Regions from separate parts of the Homo sapiens genome. Here region 2 is linked to region 1. Evidence: read pairs that join two places in POLR2A ChIA-PET (ENCODE). Cell type or tissue: K562. All regions are shown on one strand. Links, peaks and the distances in the headings refer to the core of each region. The heading gives the core; the rest is flanking DNA.

Region 1 (7,591 bases), core at 2,250-6,249:
ATCATATAAACATTGCAGATTCCAAGTTCCCCTCTCCTGCTGCCCCCAACCCCCCTCTCCACCTCTCCCCAAAAGCTATCTAAATAAGAACAGATTTTACCACCCACCTTGTGGGCAGACTCAGCTGAGGCTGGAACTAGCTATTTATCCTTCGGCTGCTGCGGGAATTCAACACATACAAATAAAGCTCCTTTTCCAGCCAAGTGTGTATTTTTCCATCAGCGTGTGGCCCCCCTGCCCAGGTTGTCTTGTTTAGGTTGGGGCAACCCAAGGGAGGGAAGGACAAGGAAGAGGTGTGGGGCTATGATTTCAGAACCTGCTCCCCGGGATGGCTGGCTGCAAGACATCTTACAGTCCTGGACCACACTGGGCTGCCAGCAAAGCCCAGGAGAGGTTGGGGTGATGGACACGGACATGCTACACACAGCAACAACACATTCCACTTTTTCCTTGCTTCTTGGCAAGTCACCCCTGTCTCCTGCCATGGCCCCCAGAGAGCATCCATCCCTCTCACCATCTCTTAGTTTATATCAGGGATGACAGTTTATCCAGAATGTCACGCTCATCCTACCTGCCCTCCCACCCCAATACAGGGTTTTTCCCTTTCATGTGCTTGTTTTCCTTGCTCACCTTTTCCCCTGATCCCACATCCCAATAGAGTGTGTCCCCTTCCTTCCACTGTCTTCCTCCTTTAACCAGGGCCCTGAAACTCTGTGCTTCAAAAAAAGGGTCTGCTCTGACAGTTCCTCCCCTCAAACCTTCCATCAGAGGCAACTTTTCTAGGGGGTGAGTTCTTAGTCTCTACGTTGTCTCTAGGCCTGGGAGTTATTGCCATGCGCTAAGCTAAACCCTTCACATGAAAAAAAAAAATCTTTTTTTTCGAGATAGAGTCTTGCTCTGTCACCCAGGCTAGAGTGTAGTGGCATGATCTTGGCTCACTGCAACCTCTGCCTCCTGGGTTCAAGCAATTCTCCTGTCTCAGCCTCCCAAGTAGCTGGGATTACAGGTGCATGTCACCATACCCGGCTAATTTTTGTATTTTTAGTAGAGATGGGGTTTCACTATGTTGGCCAGGCTGGTCTCGAACTCCTGACCTCAGGTGATCCACTCGCCTTGGTCTCCCAAAGTGTTGGGATTACAGACATGAGCCACCGTGCCTGGCCTCATGAAAAATCTTTTTAAATTTTTTCAATAACCTTCAGAGTTTAGATACTATGATTATCCCCATTTTACGATGAAACTGAGATTCAGAGAGGTTAACCTAAGGACAACTGGCTGTTAATGCTAAGTCTGGGATTCAAATCCAGGCATGTATGACTCCAGAATCATATTTGTCAGCTGTATGGATTCTGTTCTTTTTTTTTTTTTTTTTTTTTGAGATGGCGTTTCACTCTCGTCACCCACACTGGAGTGCAATGATGTGATCTCGGCTCACTGCAACCTCCGCCTCCCAGGTTCAAGCAATTCTCCTGCCTCAGCCTCCCGAGTAGCTGGGATTACAGGCACCTGCCACCACACCCAGCTAATTTTTCTATTTTTAGTAGAGATGGGGTTTCATCATGTTGGACAGGCTGGTCTCGAACGCCTGAACTCAGGTGATCCGCCCACCTTGGCCTCCCAAAGTGCTGGGATTACAGGCGTGAGCCACCACTCCTGGCCCTGTTCTAATAATTTTACGTCTGCCTCCACAGAGTAGCTATGGGATAATGGGCAAGTTTCTCCCCTTCCATTTTCTCCTCTATAAAATGCAGGCATGGCTTGAATGCTCTCTGAGATTTCTCCCAAAGCTGACACTCGACAGCTCTGCAATTCCGAAACTTCCTGTGTAATCCAGGGGCTCAGGGGAGAGCCTGTGGATCTCCGGTTTAGTGATGAAGTAAATTAGGTTGGTCTGTTCCTTCTCATCTTCCCTTTTCATTATCTTTACTTCTTCAGCATTCTCTTGCCGTAGGTTCCCTGCTAACCTGCTAAGGATCTTCCACCCAGGCCCACAGTCTCTACCTGTTAACTCATCCTGACAGTACTTCTGTCTTATCACATACTTTTGCTCATTGAAATTCCTATTCAGGCCATGCATGGTGGCTCTTGTCTGTAATCCCAGGACTCCAGGAGGCCGAAACGGAAGGATTGCTTGCGTTCAGGAGTTTGAGAGCAGCCTAGGTAACATCGTGAGACCCCCGTCTCTACTAAAAATTAAAAAATTAGCTGAGTTTCATGGTGTATGCCTGTAGTCCCAGCTACTCAAGAGGCTGAGGTGGGAGGATTGCTTGAGCCCGGGGGGTCAAGGCTGCAGGGAGCCATGATTGTGCCACTGCACTCCATCTTGGGCAACAAAGCAAGACCTTGTCTTACTTTTTTTTTTTAATTTCATTCAGTAACTGCCCTCTTCCACACTATAGTTGAAAAGAGGTCAGTGGGTTTACTCCTGGGCCGTAGGTAGAGAGCAATGCAGAGGGAGAAGCCTATCTGGCTTCTTTTCCATGAGGGTGACAGAAATCTAACAATCTCACTTGAGCAAACAAAAGGTATTGGTTCACAATCTGAGAAGCCCAAATGTGCTTTCAGGCATGGCTAGGTACAGATGCTCAAATAATGCCATCAGGATTCATTTCACTCCAAGTGGCAAGATAGACACCAGCAGCTTTCTTCCTACCAGTCCAGCAACTCCAGTGAAAGAGTACTTCTTTCCTATCAGCACCAGCAAAGTTCTCAAGTTGGGTCTCATTAGAAGGATTTGAGATGTAAGCCCATCCTTGGACCAATCACTATGGCCAGGGATTAGAATAAGCTGATAGGGTCTGGGTTATATTCCCACCTCTGGAACCTGGCCTTGAGTCAACCCCACCTGAAAGGTATGCAGTAGAGAGCAGTGGAGGTAGTTGCCTGAAGAAGGTCAAATTGATGTTACCAGAAGAAAGGAAGTGGCCACTTCCTTTCTTCTAAAGGAACAGATACCCTGGGCAAAGGGCTATGGGCTATTCCTAACCTGAAGGAATAAGGAACAATGATGGTGGCATTTCAACCTCTGTGGTAGCCAGGGAAGAAGCTGTTATAAAGTAGAGGCTCCGGGAACTTGGTAGCCTTCAAATCTCACCATATAAATATCTGCCCATTCTCGGATCACGAGGTCAGGAGATCGAGACTATCCTGGCGAACACAGTGCAACCCCGTCTCTGCTAAAAATACAAAAAAAAATTAGCCGGGCGTGGTGGCGGGCACCTGTAGTCCCAGCTACTCTGGAGGCTGAGGCAGGAGAAAGGCGTGAACCCAGGGGGTGGAGCTTGCAGTGAGCCGAGATCGCGCCACTGCACTCCAGCCTGGGAGACAGCGAGACTCCGTCTCAAAAAATAATAATAATAATAAATAAATAAATAAATAAATAAATATCTGCCCATTCTGCGTTATACATCTTCTGGCCAGATGGCCCCTTTGGGTTGAAAAACAGAATCCTAATGGATGTACTTGGATATATTAATTTCTTTTCTTTTTTCTGTTTTTTTTTTTTTTTTTTTTTTTTGAGACAGGGTCTGGCTCTTGCCCAGGCTGGAGTGCAGTGGCATGATCTCGGCTTACTGCAACCTCCCAGGCCTCCCACTTCAGCCTCCTCAGTAGCTGAGACTACAGGTGCACGCCACCATGCCCAGCTAATTTTTGTATTTTTTTTTTTTAAGAAATGCGGTTTCACCATGTTGCCCAGGCTGGTCTTGAATTCCCAAGCTCAAGCAATCTGCCCACCTTGGCCTTCCAAACTGCTGGGATTACTGGCGTGAGCCACCATGCCCGGCCTATTAATTTCTTAATACTTTTTTCAAAAGAAATTAATTGAGCACCTTTTTTTTTTTGTGCTAGACCTCATGAAAAGGATTGAGGTTACAACAGTGAATGAGACCAGCATGATCTCTGCTCTCATGGAACTTTCCTGCTGTGCCTACTATCCATTCTGAGAAAAGTAGCCCTGCCCACAGCCCTTGCACAAGGGAAGCCCTGAGCAGTTATGTTTTGTCCAATATAACCCCACACAAACATACCCATTCACACACTACAATTTAGTGAACCAGGACAGGTTCCTGGCCTAAGAGTGATCAACCCACCTGTTGGCCATTAACCTATGATTTGGCCTATCGTAGAAAAGGAAATTTGGCTAGTTCGGTTCTTTCTCAATCTTTCAGGATATTACCCTTGGAAACTTAAAAAGGAAAGCAACAAGGAAATTACCCCAGGAACTGAAAGCTGAAAGGATGCATCCAGAGACCTTGAGGAAGGACAGGGATCATAGTGAGGTACACATAAGCAGAAGTTACCCATAAACACAGGCTATGAGCCAAAGGAAACAATTCATTTATGCAATAAATAATCATACCTTTTCTTTACCCCATTGCTAGGCCAAAAGAATTATTCTGCCTCCCTTATTGCTTCACATGTATCCTCTGAAAAATTATTCTTTTGACCCAGCAATTCCACTTCTAGGAATTTATCTTACAGATATATTTACTTACACAGGTGCTGAATTGCATTCATGCAAGGTTACTTTTTAAAGTATTGTTTATAAGAGCAAAAGAGTAAGCAACCCAAATGTCCATCAGAAGGGGAATAAGATGAAATCATGATACATCTACATAATGGGCTATATAACCTGCTTCAAAAATGTTAGAATGCTTTCTTTACTGATGTGGAAACGTCTTTGAGCTATATTACAGGTTAAAAAAGCAGAAGCAGAACTGTGGTGTGCTACTTTGGGTAAAAAGGAAAAATAAGCATATATATGCATCTTGCTGGTATATATATTTTCAAAACTCTGGGAGGATATATAAGAAACTAATAACAGTGGTAACCAATGAGGGCTTGGGAAGCGAGCCAGTAGGGACAGAGATGGGAGGGAAGCTTGTTAAGAACGTGTTATTTGAACCACGTGAATGTATTATTCAAAGATTAAATTTATGAAAAGCTTTTTAAACAAAAGGGGTGGGTGGGAGCAGCTGATTGTGGTTGAGAAGCAGATAGCTATAAAAACAGGCCTCCAGAGAGCAGCTGAACCGGCTAATTGTGGGCACCACAGGGAATAATCACAGACTAAATTCAGAATGGCCTCTAGTTTCAGGTACCACAAGGCCCAGTCTTACTGTTCTTTTTGGCCTTGGATCTATTTGCTGAGATTCTGCCTCTCTTATTGCTTCACATGGATCCTCTCAAGAAACACGTACTTACTTGAGTTAACTCCTGAGTTTCTGTCTCTTAATCCAGTCTAAGAAGAACAGCTGAAGAAATGGTCTTCCCTGTAGTTGAGCCAGAAAGATGGAGGGTTTGAAATACTCTGTTTTCAAGAGTGGAGGGCAGGTACTCATGAAGGCACCAGTTTTCCACTCAGAAGGGAGTCAGGCATTAGATCAGTAAAGCCCTAATACCATTCTGGGGCTAGCACCTTGGCCCCATGATTGCAAGTTTTGTTGAACTCCATCTTCCCTCCCCTGAGAAGGGGCTACCTGGTTGTCTTGAGGGCATCATCCCACTCTGAAGCAAGGCTGGGCCAGGGACAGGGGGGTAAAGATTCCCAAGGCAGAGAGTGAGTGAGAGAGTGCACTCAAGGCCAGGAAAGCAAGCTGATTCTTTGGGGTTCACATTATCAGGAAACCCCAGCATTAAGGGTTGGGTCTGAGAAGGTGTTCAGGGTCTGAATAATGAAGGCCCAACCTGCTCACTGCTTTATTTATTTTTATTTTTATTTTATTTTTATTTTTTTAAATTTATTTTTTTGAGACAGAGTCTCGCTCTGTTGCCCAGGCTGGGGTGCAGTGGCGCAATCTCGGCTCACTGCAAGCTCCACCTCCCAGGCTCACGCCATTCTCCTGCCTCAGCCTCCCGAGTAGCCAGGACTACAGGTGCCTGCCACGATGCCTGGCTAATTTTTTTTAATATTTTTAGTAGAGACAGGGTTTCACCGTGTTAGCCAGGATGGTCTCGATCTCCTGACCTCGTGATCCGCCCGCCTCGGCCTCCCAAAGTGCTGGGATTACAGGCGTGAGCCACCGCGCCCAGCCCACTGCTTTCTTTAGATTTTTCTATGTCTAATCCACTGGCAAGCACACAAAGGGCACTTTGATATAGGTGAGTGGAATGGATTCTGATGCCTCCAAACTTCAACTCTGAGCCTCCTTGGCTGTGCCCTAGGTGCCCCAGAACTCAGAAGACAGGTTAAGGAAGAGCCTTGCCACTGATCACTCCTCTCTCAAATACCTCTGGCCACTTCCATGGCTCCACCAGAGGCAGCAGAAAGGAGTTGAGGGACACACATCGTACTTCACTTGTGCTTTATTATACAGAAGAATCCAAATATTTACATCTTGACAATCCTTATACTTCAAGCAACTGGAGAGAGCATGGAACTGAAACCCAGAAGTGATGTGGGGGGCGGGGTGCGAGGTGGGGGGTGGTGGGTGGTGGGTGGGTGGGGGTTGGGAGAGCTTGCTATAAAGCAGAGCAGAGGTAGTTAGATGGTACCAGACGGGATCAAGGGTTCTAGCTACTGTAGTTCTGATGTTGGTTTATGAAATAAGAAATAAAAAAATAAAAAATAAATAAAAATGCTTAAAAAAGGTAAAAAAATTTAAAGAAAACATAGAAGAACAAACAAAAAAGCATTCTAGCAACTTCCCGTTATTGTCACTCAGGCCTATTTATTGTCAGCTCTTCCTTTTTCCTTTCCCCTACTCTTTAGACCTTTTATTCTTCCTGGAAAGGGAAACTAGAAAGATATTGGAGGCTAGAGGAGGAGAGAGGAAAGCAAGGAGAAGTCCCAGCTAGGGGCTCTGTTCATCCATAGTCTTCAAATCTCAGCTCTGCGTTTTTTGGATTTCACCATTGGTATGTTCAAAGTTGCTTATAAAAACCATTTCTGCCATAAGAGGTTCTCTTCCACAAATCGGTCTGAGATGAGATTGTGGTTGGCACCAGTTGCCAATGCACTGCACACAGAGCACAGGGCAACACACACCCAGTCAGCAGTTCTCAGCGTTGCCACCACTACAGCCCTCTTGGACAGATTCTTCCCCATGGATACCATTCTGGAAGATTTTGCCAACCCAACAAAATGCATTTGCATGCAATGAATAATTTGTTTTTTGATTTTGTGATCAAAGACATACATAATCTTCTGTGGATCATAATGAAGATAACCAAAGGAATAACATACTGACTTGCTAGAAATTCAGTCAAAATAACATACTGACTTGCTAGAAATTCAGTCAAAATCAAAAAACAAAGAAACTGTACTGCTCAGCTTTATTTCGGGTAAGTGTACATCGACCAGACTTTCTGAATAATGAAAATAGTTCATGGCAAACACCTCCACTCCCTTCCTCCACACCTTTCCTCTAATGAGAAGGTTCAGCAGATGCTCCTCTGGCCAGCAGACGTCTGGATCTTTAGAAGCAGGTGATAAGGTGACAGTGGTGCTACCCTTCAGCTTGCAGCCAAAAATCATCGGTCCCCTTTTCATAGAAGAGGCCACCTGTAGGGAGCAGTTCCTGTAACTCCTAAACCTCTAACACATGGTCACTGTGCTCCACCTCAACACAGACTCCCTAACTCCAAGGGG
Region 2 (7,591 bases), core at 1,215-5,214, 340 kb before region 1:
ACGCCTCTCTTAGGACCCCTGGCTGATAGCATTAGTGGTATTCTCTGAATCTTTCTCCCTCTTGGGTTGCCACAAGCCCTCCTTCCTCACGAGTGCTGGCATATGTCAGTGAGTACAGGTGTGCTGATGAATGTTGGGGTGTGGGTGGCACTGTTGTTCAATGGATCTGGACCTGCAAGCTTTGTATTCATCACGCCCTCTGCTTTTACACCAATGAGGATAAGCTGTCACCAGGCAGATGACAGTGCCTCGGTTATGCCCAGATCTGAAAGGCCAGGGCTCCCAGGTAGGTTGACTGAATGAGAGACATGTTTCGTGTCTTTCTACTCAACTATGGTCTTGAAATCTATTAAAGATAAGAATTGTGGGTGGTCTTTTTTTTTTTTTTTTGAGACAGGGTCTCACTCTGTCATCCAAGCCGGAGTTCAGTGGTATGATCATGCCTCACTGCAGCGTTGACCTCCTGGGCTCAAGTGATCCTCCCACGTCAGCCTCTGATTAACTGAGACCACAGGCGTCCACCACTAGGCCCAGCTAATTTAATTTTTTTTTTTTGAGATGCAGTCTTGCACCGTCACCCGGGCTGGAGTGCAATGGTGTGATCTCGGCTCACTGCAACCTCCCCCTCCCAGGTTCAAGCAATTCTCTGCTTGTATTTTTAGTAGAGATGGGGTTTTACCATCTTGGCCAGACTGGTCTTGAACTCCTGACTTCATGATCCACCCGCCTCGGCCTCCCAAAGTGCTGGGATTACAGGTGTGAGCCACCGCGTCCAGCCTAAATTATTTTTTTGTACAGACAAGGTCTCACTATGTTGCCCCGTTGGTCCCAATCACCTGAGCTCAAGTGATCCTCCTGCCTCAGCCTCCCAAAGTGCTGGGATTACAGGTGTGAGCCATCATGCCTGTGCTAAAGATAAAAATTAAACATTAGTATTTCTAAACAGTATTTTAGTGCACAATTTAATGCAAGATGTAAAGAGATGCAAAGATTTTGTCTAGTTATGTGACTCACAGTATCTCACTTTGTGTTAGTAGTTGCTTAGCCTCACTGATATTTTCATGGCTTGTGTGGAATTAATGCATGCTGAATTTATTAACTGTACCCTAGACTTTCAGAAACATCAACAGGTCCCGAATTCCTGAAGGCTTGACATAAATGAGACACAGACAGATACCTGATTACTACAAGATTTCCTCCTACTCAGCCAGTCATTTCTACCTGATGTAACAAGCCTCCTCTTGGCTTCTACTTCAAGAGATGCATGTGGCTTCAACACTCAGGTCATCCAGTTGCCCAGGGGCCATCGGTCAGTGCCTCGCCACCCTGTCTTTGAGGAGATGCCTTATGGAGTGGTGGTTGGGCCTTGGAGTCAGACAGATTCAAGCCCAAATCCCAGCTCTGTCCCTTGGTGGCCATGAGCTCTTATGCAAGTTACCTGCTTTTATTCTGGAAAATGGGCAGAGTAATGCCTGCCTATAAGAAATACTTCAAGGCAAGGAATTATTATTCTCCTAGGTAGCATAATGCACATAAAATGGCTAGCACAGGTCTGGCATGTAGTAAGCACTTGATAAATGAATGTTGTCATTATGTTCTCTTCCCCAAATAAAGGATTTCTCTCTATTTGCCCCAGAGCTTTTAAACCCTGTGGATCTTATAGTAATTCTACCTATAAACATTGCTAGCAGTTTTCACTCTTAACAAACTACAGAATGAAAATATAATCTCGATTATATTTTTGCATTTATTTGAGTAATATGCTATCAACTTTATAAAGCACTTTCACATATACTGTTCTATTTATCTCCCACATCACACCTGAGAGGTTTAGACCGTAATGAAAAAAAGACTTGAAGCAGACATGTGTCTTAACCAGTTTATCTGAGTGTGTCTGAGTGTACCAACAGATGTGGATGAGCGCACGAGAGATGTGTGAGCCCATGTCTCCACGTGTCTGTGACTATGAGTGTTGGAGCCCTACAATATATTCAATGATTTTATACTCTGGGGGGCTATAGATCTTCTGCCTCTATTCTGTTCCCACCAAAATGTCCTTCTCCATTTATTTGTGTGCTGTTGAACTGCTGCATAGGCTTTGATGGTGCTGAGAGGGAGGATTGCCTGAAAATATCTGGGCCGGGCGCGATGGCTCACGCCTGTAATCCCAGCACTTTGGGAGGCCGAGGTGGGCAGATCACGAGGTCAGGAGTTCGAGACCAGCCTGGGCAACATGGCGAAACCTTGTCTCTACTAAAAATACAAAAATTAGCTGGGTGTGGTGGCAGGTGCCTGTAATCCCAGCTACTCAGGAGGCTGAGGCAGGAGAATCGCTTGAACCCGGGAGGCAGAGGTTGCAATGAGCCAAGATCATGCCACTGCACTCCAGCCTGCTCGACAGAGCAAGACTCCATCTCAAAATAAATAAATAAAATAAAATAAAATAAAAATAAAAGAAAATATCTGAGAAGCCTACTGTGGGCTCAGTCCATTACTCTCATGGGACTTTTGTATTGACTGACTTATTGATTGATGTAATCTTCATGGTTACACATACCAATGTGGTTTATTTAGAATGACCACTGTAAAATAAAGTATCCACAACTCTTTCTGATAAATACACACAGGAAGGTACACACACACACACACACACACACACACACACACACACACACACACACGGCTGGTCACTTGCCTGTTGTCTTTAGATCCTTTCCTCTGCTCAGCAAACTACATTTCCCAAGCTCCCCTGACAAGTGGATTCTGGGTAGGTTCAGCCACAGGCAGGCGTTGGTGGAGACTGTAGGGTGGGAGGAGGGGAGAATCCCTTTCTCTCTTTGCCTCAAGTGGCCTCTCTGGCAGTAGTTGTGTTTCCTCTATGGATCTAGTTTTTAATAGAAGGCCCCAGATTCTGGGTCCCAATAACACCACCTCCTCCTTTTTTTCCTCCCAGCCCTAGGAGTGGTAGTAGCTCTTTAATACTGTTTTCCTTTCGGTTGAGTCTTTTCCCCGCCTTACTTCTCAGTTCTCTATCAACTGTTAAATTACTATAAGATTCATAAGGCTTAAATACTCTGGGACAAATAGAGAGGAATCCTTTATATGGGAAAGAGAACATAATGACAATCTTTTGGGTTTTTGTTTGTTTTGTACGTTTTGTTTTTTTGAGACAGAGTTTCGCTCAGTTGCCCAGGCTGGAGTGCAATGGTGTGATCTTGTCTCATTGCAACCTCTACCTCCTGAGTTCAAGTGATTCTCCTGCCTCAGCCTCCTGAGTACCTGGGATCACAGGCACCTGCCATCACACCCGGCTAATTTTTGTATTTCTGGTAGAGACGGGGTTTTGCCATGCTGGCCAGGCTGGTCTTGAACTCCTGACCTCAGGTGATCCGCCCATCTTGGCCTCCCAAAGTGCTGGGATTACAGGCATGAGCCACCGTGCCTGGCCTTCTAGGTCTTTCAAACAGTGAATTTAATAAGAGGATTAGGGGCCGGGTGCTCTGACTCACCATGGTAAGCACATTGGTCCCAGAGAGTCTCAATAGACCGATAAAGTCATTCACTTTGGGCTGCGTCTGTGACATACCTCTGAAATGGTAGGTGTTTATCACGGAGAGATTGTTCTCTTCTCCTGCCCTACCCCAGCATCCCCAGTATTCAGCCTTCAAACCCTCTCCTCTCTGTACATTATGTGTGGGCCTAAAGAAGATGCAAAATCCTGGGCCCTCCGCATTCTAGGTTTGCTCTGTAGGGTATTGGTCTGTCCTGATTTCCTGGTTGGGAATCTTCTTTGAGGGAAGAGAATGCTACCATTTTCACCAGCAAACTGGATCTAGATTCTGATGAAACAGCCAGTCAAGCTGTCTGATCACTGGGGAAATTTAAGTGAAATTAATTGTTTGGCATCATGAGGACCAGGGACTAGATAATCTTTTTTTCCTGCTGAGAGCTGCTCACAAAACTATCTTATTTTAGCTTTTTTTTTTTTTTTTTTTGAGACGGAGTCTCGCTCTGTCGCCCAGGCTGGAGTGCAGTGGCACGATCTCGGCTCACTGCAAGCTCCGCCTCCCTGGTTCACGCCATTCTCCTGCCTCAACCTCCCGAGTAGCTGGGACTACAGGCGCCCGCCACCACGCCCGGCTAATTTTTTGTATTTTTAGTAGAGACGGGGTTTCACCATGTTAGCCAGGATGGTCTCGATCTCCTGACCTTGTGATCCGCCTGCCTCGGCCTCCCAAAGTGCTGGGATTACAGGTGTGAGCCACAGCGCCCGGCTAGTTAGCTTTTTAAAGAAATAAATTTGTGATTTGCTTCTTAAATTAGAAATCATGATCACAAATCTCCATTTAATAAACAACAAAACAAGTGTAAACATTTCACTGATGACCAATGAATGTGGAAAGGAGCAAGAGACAGATGCGGGGGAGGGAGAGAAGAGCAAATGAGGAGAGAAAGGTGCACCGAGGCCCTCCCAAGAGATCCTGGTGTGTAGAAAATGAGGAAGTATGGAAACAGACCCATAATTCATGAAGCAATGACCCCACTCTTCTGGCCTTGTAGGATGTCGCAGCTGGAGACTTTTAAAGTAGCTTTATCTTCCCAGCTATAGACTATCTGAAGGCCCAGGAGTCAGAGCTCCAAACAGACTTTTCCCTTGGTTGCTTTAGTCCAGAAGAAACACCAGGCATCACATATTCATCTGCCTGTCTCTGTGACAAGGGCCTTGAGGTCAGGCGCCTTGTCATATGTACTTAGCCCAGGACTTAGTAAGTACTTATAATTTTTTGATGAATGTCACTGAAAGGGAATCAGAAAACTAAAAAGGAGTATAGAAGTTATTGGGTTCATCCTCTCCCTAAACAAGACATACCTAAGTACCTTTGACTCTGTGCTTTACGCAAGAGGTGACAGCAAAAACTGTTCTGTTGTTGTCATTGTTGCCCTTTTCCTCCTCATCACTTTCATCCCAGGGACCAGTTCATTACCCTCTTAGGAGGCAGCAGAGTTTCTTAGAACAGAAGACTGTAGGAAGAGTAAGAGCAGAATATACATAAATAAATTATTTTAAATTGAAATTAAAAACTTAAATAGGTACATCATAGAATGGCATACTATATTCAGTAATAAAAAGAATGAACTCTTCTTACCTGTAACGACATGAATGAATCTTAGAATAATTATGCTGAGAAGTCCGGGTGCAGTGGCTCACGCCTGTAATCCCAGCACTTTGGGAGGCCAAGGCAGGCAGATCACCTGAGGTCAGGAGTTCGAGATGACCCTGGCCCACATGGTGAAACCCTGTCTCTACTAAAAATACAAAATTAGCTGGGCATGGTGGTGGGCACCTGTAATCCCAGCCACTTGGGAGGCTGAGGCAGGAGAATCGCTTGAACTCAGGAGGCGGAGGTTGCAGTGAGCCAAGATCGCGCCATTGCACTTCAGCCTGGGCAACAGAGTAAGACTCTGTCTCAAAGAATAATTATGCTGAGTAAAAGGAGCCATCCCAGAAGAGTACATCCTGTAATGATTCCATTCCTGTAAGATTTTCAAACAAGCAAAACTTGACAATGAACCAAATCACAGTTTACCTGGTGCTGGGGATGATAGGGGCTGAGTGCAGAGAGGCACAAGGAAATGCTTGAAGGTGATGGAAACGTGCTGTATATTGATTGGGGTGGTGGGAAAGTGCATATACACTTAACAAAATTCATCAAACTGCATACTTAAAATGAGGATATTTCATTGCATGTATGTATTATAATTCAATGAAGTTGATTGGAAAACATAAAATGAGGCCAATGATGGAGACTGGGGCCTTGTTGCTGTTGTGTGCATGCAGGAAACCCAAGAAGGATGGCAGTGAGTCACCTTCCTGCTAGCTAAGGATGAACCAGAATGAGAGGCATGAGCTGGGACTTCACAGGAGCCTCATGGACTATTAGAAAGAGGGTCTTGAAATCTCTTTCTTCCCTGTACATGGAAAGGTCCTCCCTCTACCCCTCTCAACATTCATATCCTCTGTTTGGGGAAGCCGGGGTTCAGGCAGTGGGTAAGACTGCCTTTCCCTACCTGCGTTGCAAAGAGAAGACAATGACTTGAGGGTAGAAGAGCACGCAGCAAGGCAGCTGACATCCCCGATGCTGCCTCATTGCAGATTCCAGAGGGCACTGTGCTTGTGGAATCCTGGAGTTTTGTAACTTGGCTGACCTTACATCTGGGGGAGGAACTTCTTGGATCCCAAGCCCATCCAAAAGTTAGTACAAACCCAGAGAAAGGAGCATCCGTTCCTCTAAGAGCCCAGTAGACAGAGCAGCCAGATCCCTCAGCACCCAGGCACAGCGAGTGCATCCAGAGCTGCCCCGTGGTCTTCCTGCCCTGCCTGCCACAGCCCTGCAGCTCAAGCAGAGGTCCCTTAGCCAGCCTCAGAGGAGATAGTGTCTGGAATTGCTTTAAAATACTCCAGAAGAAAAAGTGTGAGGGGGAAGAGGTAAAAGGGGATTGTAGAATATTCTTATATATTGAAATTGGGTGACGAGCACATGAGGCATATTATACTCACCTTTGTACCTATGTGTAAGTTTGAGGATATAGTCATAATAAAAGATCTATTTAAAATGTTGCCGCTGAGGTTTCGAAGTGGAGTGAACAGAAACACAACGGTGCTGTGGACAGACACAGGGGATTCAGGAAGAGGAGCCGGTTTGAAGGCAAAGGTTTTTGGAGTTTTCTTGGGGAAGTATTGTGTACTTGGTGCAGATGGTGACGCCCAGCAACCTGGAAAGAAGAGGGCAGGGCCGGGAGCAGGCTGAACTGTCGGCATGGCAACTGAATGTCCATGCTAGAATGGCTGCCGATAAAACCTGCTATCCCAGAACCCTTCTTATTGCTGAGGGTAATGACCTCCGCATCCCTTGGTTCTCCCTCTGAGAAGATTGAACGCCTTGCTGTCCCTGGGGCAAAGGGTGGCTGGCTTGAGTTCTCTTTCTTGTTAGCCATGAAAGGGCCTCCCCTGTGTTGGGCTGATACCTTGATTGCTGTCCCTTGCCCCACATACTCATAATCCCAGGAAAACTTCCAGAAAAGAGGACTCATGATGATGCCGAGAGAGATTAAGTGACTGATGACAGTTCACATTGCTAAGCATATCCAAGGAGTTAGTACTGCAGCCTGCTACTGCTTCTCTCCTCTGGGAAAGAACAAGCTCATTTCCCCTTCCAAGCCCCAGTCACTTCTCCATTATTATTACCGACAATTTACTATGTGCCTGGGACTTTGCAAATCTATTCTGTACACATTATTTTTAATCCTCAACAACATTATTAGATGGATATTAGTAACCCTCTTTTACAGGTGATGATCCTGAGGCCCAGAGAGGTTACCTGACTTGCCCAAGGCTACTCAGATAGTAAAGGCTTAGCTAACGATGGGACCAGGCTTTGTGTAATGCCAAAGCCTGTACCTGCAACCATAACACACAGCGTCTCTTAATGAGCCTGGCACATGTCCAGGGAAGTTAGGGACATGTGCACTCACCTAGAGAGGATGGAGTACATAGGGTCTTTCCACCCACCCCGCTCCATCCGTTGCCTCT

What was found. Peaks named below come from ENCODE experiments on the same cell type or tissue, not always from the same donor. Only the 100,000 strongest peaks of a DNase experiment are listed, where the experiment ranks them.
Region 2: POLR2A ChIA-PET joins it to region 1 with 6 read pairs; 3 of 35 experiments call an interaction of 5 or more read pairs at or near these places.

What each region holds. Positions count from the first base shown.
Region 1 is chr1:202,321,326-202,328,916 of GRCh38, reverse strand. No RefSeq gene overlaps it. Among named protein-coding and RNA genes, the nearest start is that of UBE2T, 17 kb to the left of the region's middle. In K562, for the core only: no CTCF peak of the experiment used is centred there; no DNase peak of the experiment used is centred there.
Region 2 is chr1:202,662,557-202,670,147 of GRCh38, reverse strand. All of the region lies in intron 1 of SYT2 (synaptotagmin 2), which reads left to right. Among named protein-coding and RNA genes, the nearest start is that of SYT2, 44 kb to the left of the region's middle. In K562, for the core only: no CTCF peak of the experiment used is centred there; a DNase peak (open chromatin) is centred at 2,777; H3K27me3 peaks cover 898 bases.